2 separate regions of the Homo sapiens genome follow, and region 2 is linked to region 1. The links are chromatin contacts, found by Hi-C in ENCODE. All regions are on one chromosome and are shown on one strand. The core of a region is the stretch at or near the end of the contact, and the rest is flanking DNA. Distances in the headings are between cores, read along the strand shown.

What was found. A loop is a pair of places that touch in the nucleus more often than their neighbours do. Pooled maps may share reads with other maps.
Region 2: a loop to region 1 is called in a map with no recorded cell type, with 16 times the contacts of the local background. The contact joins two enhancer-like sites. A Hi-C loop is called at or near these places in 3 of 37 single-sample maps with no recorded cell type and 2 of 50 pooled maps.

The regions. Positions count from the first base shown.
Region 1 is chr5:149,804,683-149,807,501 of GRCh38, forward strand. All of the region lies in intron 1 of PPARGC1B (PPARG coactivator 1 beta), which reads left to right. Among named protein-coding and RNA genes, the nearest start is that of MIR378A, 73 kb to the left of the region's middle. RefSeq lists enhancers at 1-363, 1,015-1,664, 1,254-1,398 and a cis regulatory region at 1,321-1,331. Within about 2 kb of position 1,294, at least 29 of the 41 ENCODE cell types and tissues checked have a DNase peak (open chromatin) inside an H3K27ac peak, as active enhancers do.
Region 2 is chr5:151,122,698-151,125,532 of GRCh38, forward strand. It overlaps ANXA6 (annexin A6), which reads right to left. Exons shown (of 26, transcript NM_001155.5): 15 at 1,589-1,670; 16 at 220-314. Among named protein-coding and RNA genes, the nearest start is that of ANXA6, 34 kb to the right of the region's middle. RefSeq lists an enhancer at 1,148-1,648. Within about 2 kb of position 1,279, at least 21 of the 41 ENCODE cell types and tissues checked have a DNase peak (open chromatin) inside an H3K27ac peak, as active enhancers do.

The sequences.
Region 1 (2,819 bases), core at 44-2,543:
CAAAAACCCACAGTGATGTAATCCCCGTGAGTGGAAGGATTGGAGTGTTGGGGAAGGCCTCTCTCACTGCGACTGAACAGTGGGAAGGTGGCCCCAGGACCTGGGGGAGGTGTCCCAGGTGGACAGCCCCAGACAGAGGGTTGTGTTCCATGGGAAGGAAGAAGGCCACCATGCCTACTGTATAGGGAGGGTGGGAGAGTCCAGGAGGTGGTGAGAAAGCAGGCAGGCTCCAGCTGCACTCGGCCCCTGAGGACTCCGGGTTTTAGTCAAGGGCAATGAGAAGTCAGGGGAGGGTTTTCAGCAGGAGAGTGAGCGATGAGCCCTGGTATCCGCTCTGCCTCCAGCTCGCTGGGCATGGTGGGCAAGCCCTGCCCCTCTTGATGGGAGCTTCCTCCTTCGTGATGTTGCCTGGGCTTCTGGAACCCAGGAAGACTCTCAAAGGTACTAACAGGTGTGGAGAACTTTCCCCTCCCCATTCTTTCAAAGTCACATAGATAACATGGGGAATGCCCACTTTGCTGGATTCTCACAGGCTGCTCAGACACCCTGAGTGGTAAATACCATGGACTTGGGGAGTGGTTTCTTAGTCTGGGGTTTGGGTCAAATTAACTATCATAGGGTCCTTAAATAGCCTACAAAGTAGTGTATATGGAAAATAGGTACGTGTATATGAGTTTATGCAAATAGAGAATTCACATGCAAGATACATCACCCTACTTCTAATGTGTAAGAAAGAAATAGAAATATGGCTATTTATTTATTTATTTGTTTTTTTGAGACGGAGTCTCACTGTGTCCCCCAGGCTGGAGTGCAGTGGCATGATCTCGGCTCACTGCAACCTCTGCCTCCCGGGTTCAAGCGATTCACCTGCCTCTGCCTCCCGAATAGCTGGGATTACAGGCGTGCACCACCACGCCTGGCTAATTTTTGTATTTTTAGTAGAGATGGGGTTTTGCCATGTTGGCCAGGCTGGTCTCGAACTCCTGACCTCAGGTGATCTGACCCACCCACCTTGGTGCTGGGATTACAGGTGTAAGCCACTGCGCCTGGCCTATTTATCTTTTTTGCCAATCACATAATGTTAAATTCACTCTGGTTAAATAGGAATATGATGGGTTGCCACTATATGACTTTTGGTTAATAAACATGGGAAACCTAATTAACTCTTTCATAATTCCTCCCATTTCAAAGCCCAGGGCCATGGTGGAGCTGTGGGGGTTCCCCAGGGAGCCCAGTGTGGGAACCACAGGACCAGATGGGCTGTGAGGCCCCTCCAGCTCCCACGCTGTGCAGCAGCAGGGGCAGCTGTGGGCCGAGCACTGCTGAGTCATCTCTCCCTCGGCCTGGTCATGTGTTGGCTGACAAGCCCAGGCTGGTGTGGAGTCCTGGCCTGGGTTATTGGGGAACTGACTTCAGCTCTGGCCTGCCGAGGCCCCCAGCCTACTGGGAAGGGGGAATCGCCAGCTACCTACTGCCTGTCCACCCACCTGAGGGTCCCCTGTCTGTTCATAAACCCCAGGAGCCGGCCACCTGAGAGGGCTGCATATCCTGGGTGTGTGAGTGCTGCCTGGGGGCTCTGGCATGACAGCAAGGCGGCAGTCAGCTCCAGGCAGCACTGGGCTGAAGGTGTGCACTGGCATCTTGCTGCCCTGTTGAGCATGACATTTCCTTAAATGCCATGAAGGGGCTGCCTGACCTTCACTCTCTTGCCAGGACCCCCTTTCTACCTCTTTCTGGGTTATTTATAACAGTGTTTACAAGAAAAAGGGCTTCTCAGCTGAGCCCTGGCCCTGCTCCCTCGGTCTCTCCTGCCAGCCAGGGCAGGAGATGCGGAAATAGAACCAGAGAACGTGGACACTATAGGACCCCAGAAAACACCTCCAGATGGAGTGTGTGGGACACTTTGTTTTTTTAGGTCTCTGGGACTTTTTTTTTTTTTTTTTTGAGACAGTTTCGCTGTTGTCGCCCAGGCTGGAGTGCAATGGTGTGATCTCGGCTCACTGCAACCTCCGCCTCCTGGGTTCCAGCGATTCTCCCGCCTCAGCCTCTCGAGTAGCTGGGATTATAGGCACCCACCACCATGCCCAGCTAATTTTTGTATTTTTAGTAGAGACGGGGTTTCACCATATTGGTCAGCTGCTCTCGAACTCCTGTCCTCAGGCCGTCCACCCACCCTGGCCTCGTAAAGTGCTGGAATTATAGGCTTGAGCCACTGTGCCTGGCCAACTTTTTAAAAAAAATTGTGGTAAAATGTACCTAACATAAAATTTACCCTTTTTTTTTTTCCTTTTTGAGACAGGGTCTTGCTCTGTCATCTAGGCTAGAGTAGTGCAGTGGTACCATCACAGCTCACTGCAGCCTCAACTTCCTGGGATCAGGTGATCCTTCCACCTCAGACTCCAGAGTAGTTGGGACAATAGGCATACGCTACTGTGCCTGGCCAATTTTTGTATTTTTTTTTTTTTTAGAGACAGGGTTTTGCCACGTTGCTCAGACTAAAATTTACCATTTATAAAGTACAAAACAGTGGCATTAAGTCCATTCACCATGTCATAAAACTATCAGCAGTCCAGCACTTTTCTGTCCTCCCAAAGTCAGGTACTTTGTCATCCTCCTGACACAGGAGGATGGCTGGCATGTCCCTAGGCACATCTGAATTTTGAGGAAATCCCACACAACATGGCAAGGAAAGGAAGCACCTGCCAGCTCATGAGCAGGGTGTCAGTGGTCGCCCCTTCAGCCGTGTGACATGAGCAACAGTCACCCTTTGCTTTCCTTCCGACTCAGGACCAAGGTCAGAATTCCAGCGAGTAGACTGC
Region 2 (2,835 bases), core at 29-2,528, 1.3 Mb after region 1:
AACTCACACAAGTGTTGCCCATCACAAGGAACTGGGGGCATGGAAAGATATGTCTGCCCAAACCCAGTGCTGGAGACACTCTGAGATCATATGACCACACAGGGTCCCTCTGCCATGAAGACCCTGGTGCCCAACTGTGCAGAACCGATGGGGACAGGCTGAGCTCAATCAGGCAAGGTGCATGCATGTTGCACAGAGAGCCCAGGAGGAGGTCCTTACCCGGCCAAAGTGAGACTTGAAGGTCTGCCGGATCTGCTGCCGCTGGACATTGCTGCGGTGCGTGATGATATCGATGATTGTGTCTTCGTCAGTCCCTGAGTCACCAAAGCCACATGCCTCAGAAGAAGGCCTGTGGCTCTCGGCTTTCCCCATGCACCGCCCACTGATGGCCCCTCATCGATCTTTGTCAGGGTAGAAGCCTGGCTAAGCGGCCATGTGCTCCTGAGTCCCTGCAGTCCGCTTGCCTATGGCTCAGGCCACTGATTTCTGCTGGACTCCTCCCTCCCTTTCCTTTTGACACGCTGAGGAAAAAGGACAGCTGGGAGGTAGAGAGCACTGGGTTGGGAGTCAGTGCCTCTGAGTTCTAGTTCTGGCTCTGGCAATGGCTGCCCACCCTGGGCAAGTCCCCTTCCCTTGATGGGACTTGGTTTCCACATCTGTAACATGAAGAGGCTGGAGTAGTCACCAAGGGATCCTTCCAACCCTGACAGTCCAAGTCCTGTTAGCAACTCTATGTCCTTTCTCTTCAGCTCTCTGGAAGCTGGACCCTGAGTCCCTCTAACCACAGCAGGTTGACTCTGGAAGGCATTAGAATATCACTTCCTGCTTCTCAGATTAATGCCATCAACCACAGACCCAGCACAGGGGTCTTTCATGGCATTTTTACCTCTAGCATCCTACAGTCCCAGGCGAGCTTGGCAGGTATCATCATTCCCATGAGACACATGGAAAGGAGGCTCAGGAGGGTGATGGACTTAACCTAAAGCCTCCTGGGAGTTGCTGTCAGACAGATGGGGCAGAAAGGCAAAGAAAGCCAAACCCTAGATGGCCTGTCCCAGGCTGGACTTTCTGAGCACAGGCCCAGCTGATCTGAACCTGTGGGTGCAGTACTCTTCCCACTGGTGCCAAATATAGGTCTGAAAGACCTGCCCAGCAGGGCACACTCCCACCACAGAATGAGGGAGGGCTCTTGGGTTCCAGGGTCCACAGCCCTGATTTTACACATAGGGAAATTCAGACCCAGAGTGGCGGAGAGGCTCACCCAGAGTCACACGGTGAGTCAGCAGCAGAGCCAGGGCACCATGCCAATTTTGTGACCTGGTACTTTCTTCAGTGCCAGGATACTGCTTCCAGGAGGCTGGGGGACACCTTGGTCCCTGGAAAGGGCTTCTGCCAAGTTCCTTATGAACCCTCTCCTGCCCCTCCTCTCTATACTCTGGGAGCTAGGAGGGTGGAAACTTGAGATCAAGCCTTCCTCATCCTGCAGACTCTAATTTGAAACCTCACTCCATCCCCTGCCAGCCCACGGCCAAACCCACCACACCTGCTGCCCTGGAGACCAACCCTGCTCCCTTCCCATCCCCCATACCGAGTCCCTTCATGGCTTTCCGCAGCGCTTTGGCATCTGCGTCAGGGTTGAAGTCATTGGCTGGGCGCACAGTTCCCTTCAGCTGTGAGAAGCAGAAAGAGACTCAGCAGGTGTCTGAAGGCCCCCCTGGGGACCAGGCTGAAAGACAGCATGCGAGGGTGGGAAGCTCACCCCATGAGCCCAAACCAAGCGGCGTGGGTGGGGAAAGAGGCAGAGGTGAAGCCACAGCAGACAGACCCTGCACGAGAGCTGAGAGAGAGAGAGAGAGAGAGAGAGAAAGAGACAGAAAGATATAGAGAGAGGGAGAGAGGGACTCAGGGCTGGGAGCAGGGCAAGTCCTGATCAAGAGAAATTGGCTAGGCTCCCGCCTGCCACGGGATCTGCCTCGGTTCTAGTGCCCCTTGGCTGCTTATTCCACCGGGGCATCCCCAATTCTTCTGAATCCTACCCTGCCCCCGAGGCCCCCTCTGCCTCTTAAAGAGTCATTCCCCCTGAAAAGGCAGCAGAAAAGTTCTGAAATACCAGAACAGAGTTTCCCAAATTTCAGTCACTCCTAAAGGACTTTCACTATTCCAAATTAGCACACACACTATGCCATCTCTTAATGGTTTTATGTAATTCAACTTCTTTTCTGTCTACTTAAATGCATCAATTTTTGAAGTGCATTTAAAATTACTCCCAAAAGGCAAGGAATTGTATCCGTTTTATCCTGTTACATATCCCAGGTGCCTACAACAGTGTCTGACATAATAGGCACACTCAAAAAATAATTGTTAAGTGGATTAATGAGGCTTGGCACAATGGCTCATGCCTGTAATCTCAGCACTTTGGGAGGCCAAGGCAGGAGGATCGCTTGAGCCCATTGGTTCAAGATGAGCCCAGGCAACATGGTGAAACCCTGTCTCTACACAAATTAGCCAGGTGTGGTGGTGTCCACCTGAGGTCCCAGCTACTTGGGAAGCTAAGTGGAAGGATCACCTGAGCCTGGGGAGGTGGCAGTGAGCCATGATCATGCCACTGTACTCCAGCCTGGATAACAGAGTGAGACCCTGTCTCAAAAAAAAAAAAAAAAAAAGGAATGGATGAAATTAATTTTATATAACTACCATGAATTAGGAAGTTGATACCATGTATCATAAACTGACAATTTACCACAAAAATCAACATAATAAAAACAAAAGAGGTGATATACCATGAAATTTAACATGATGCCTCTACTTGCCAGAAGCTCTGAAACTTAAAGCGAG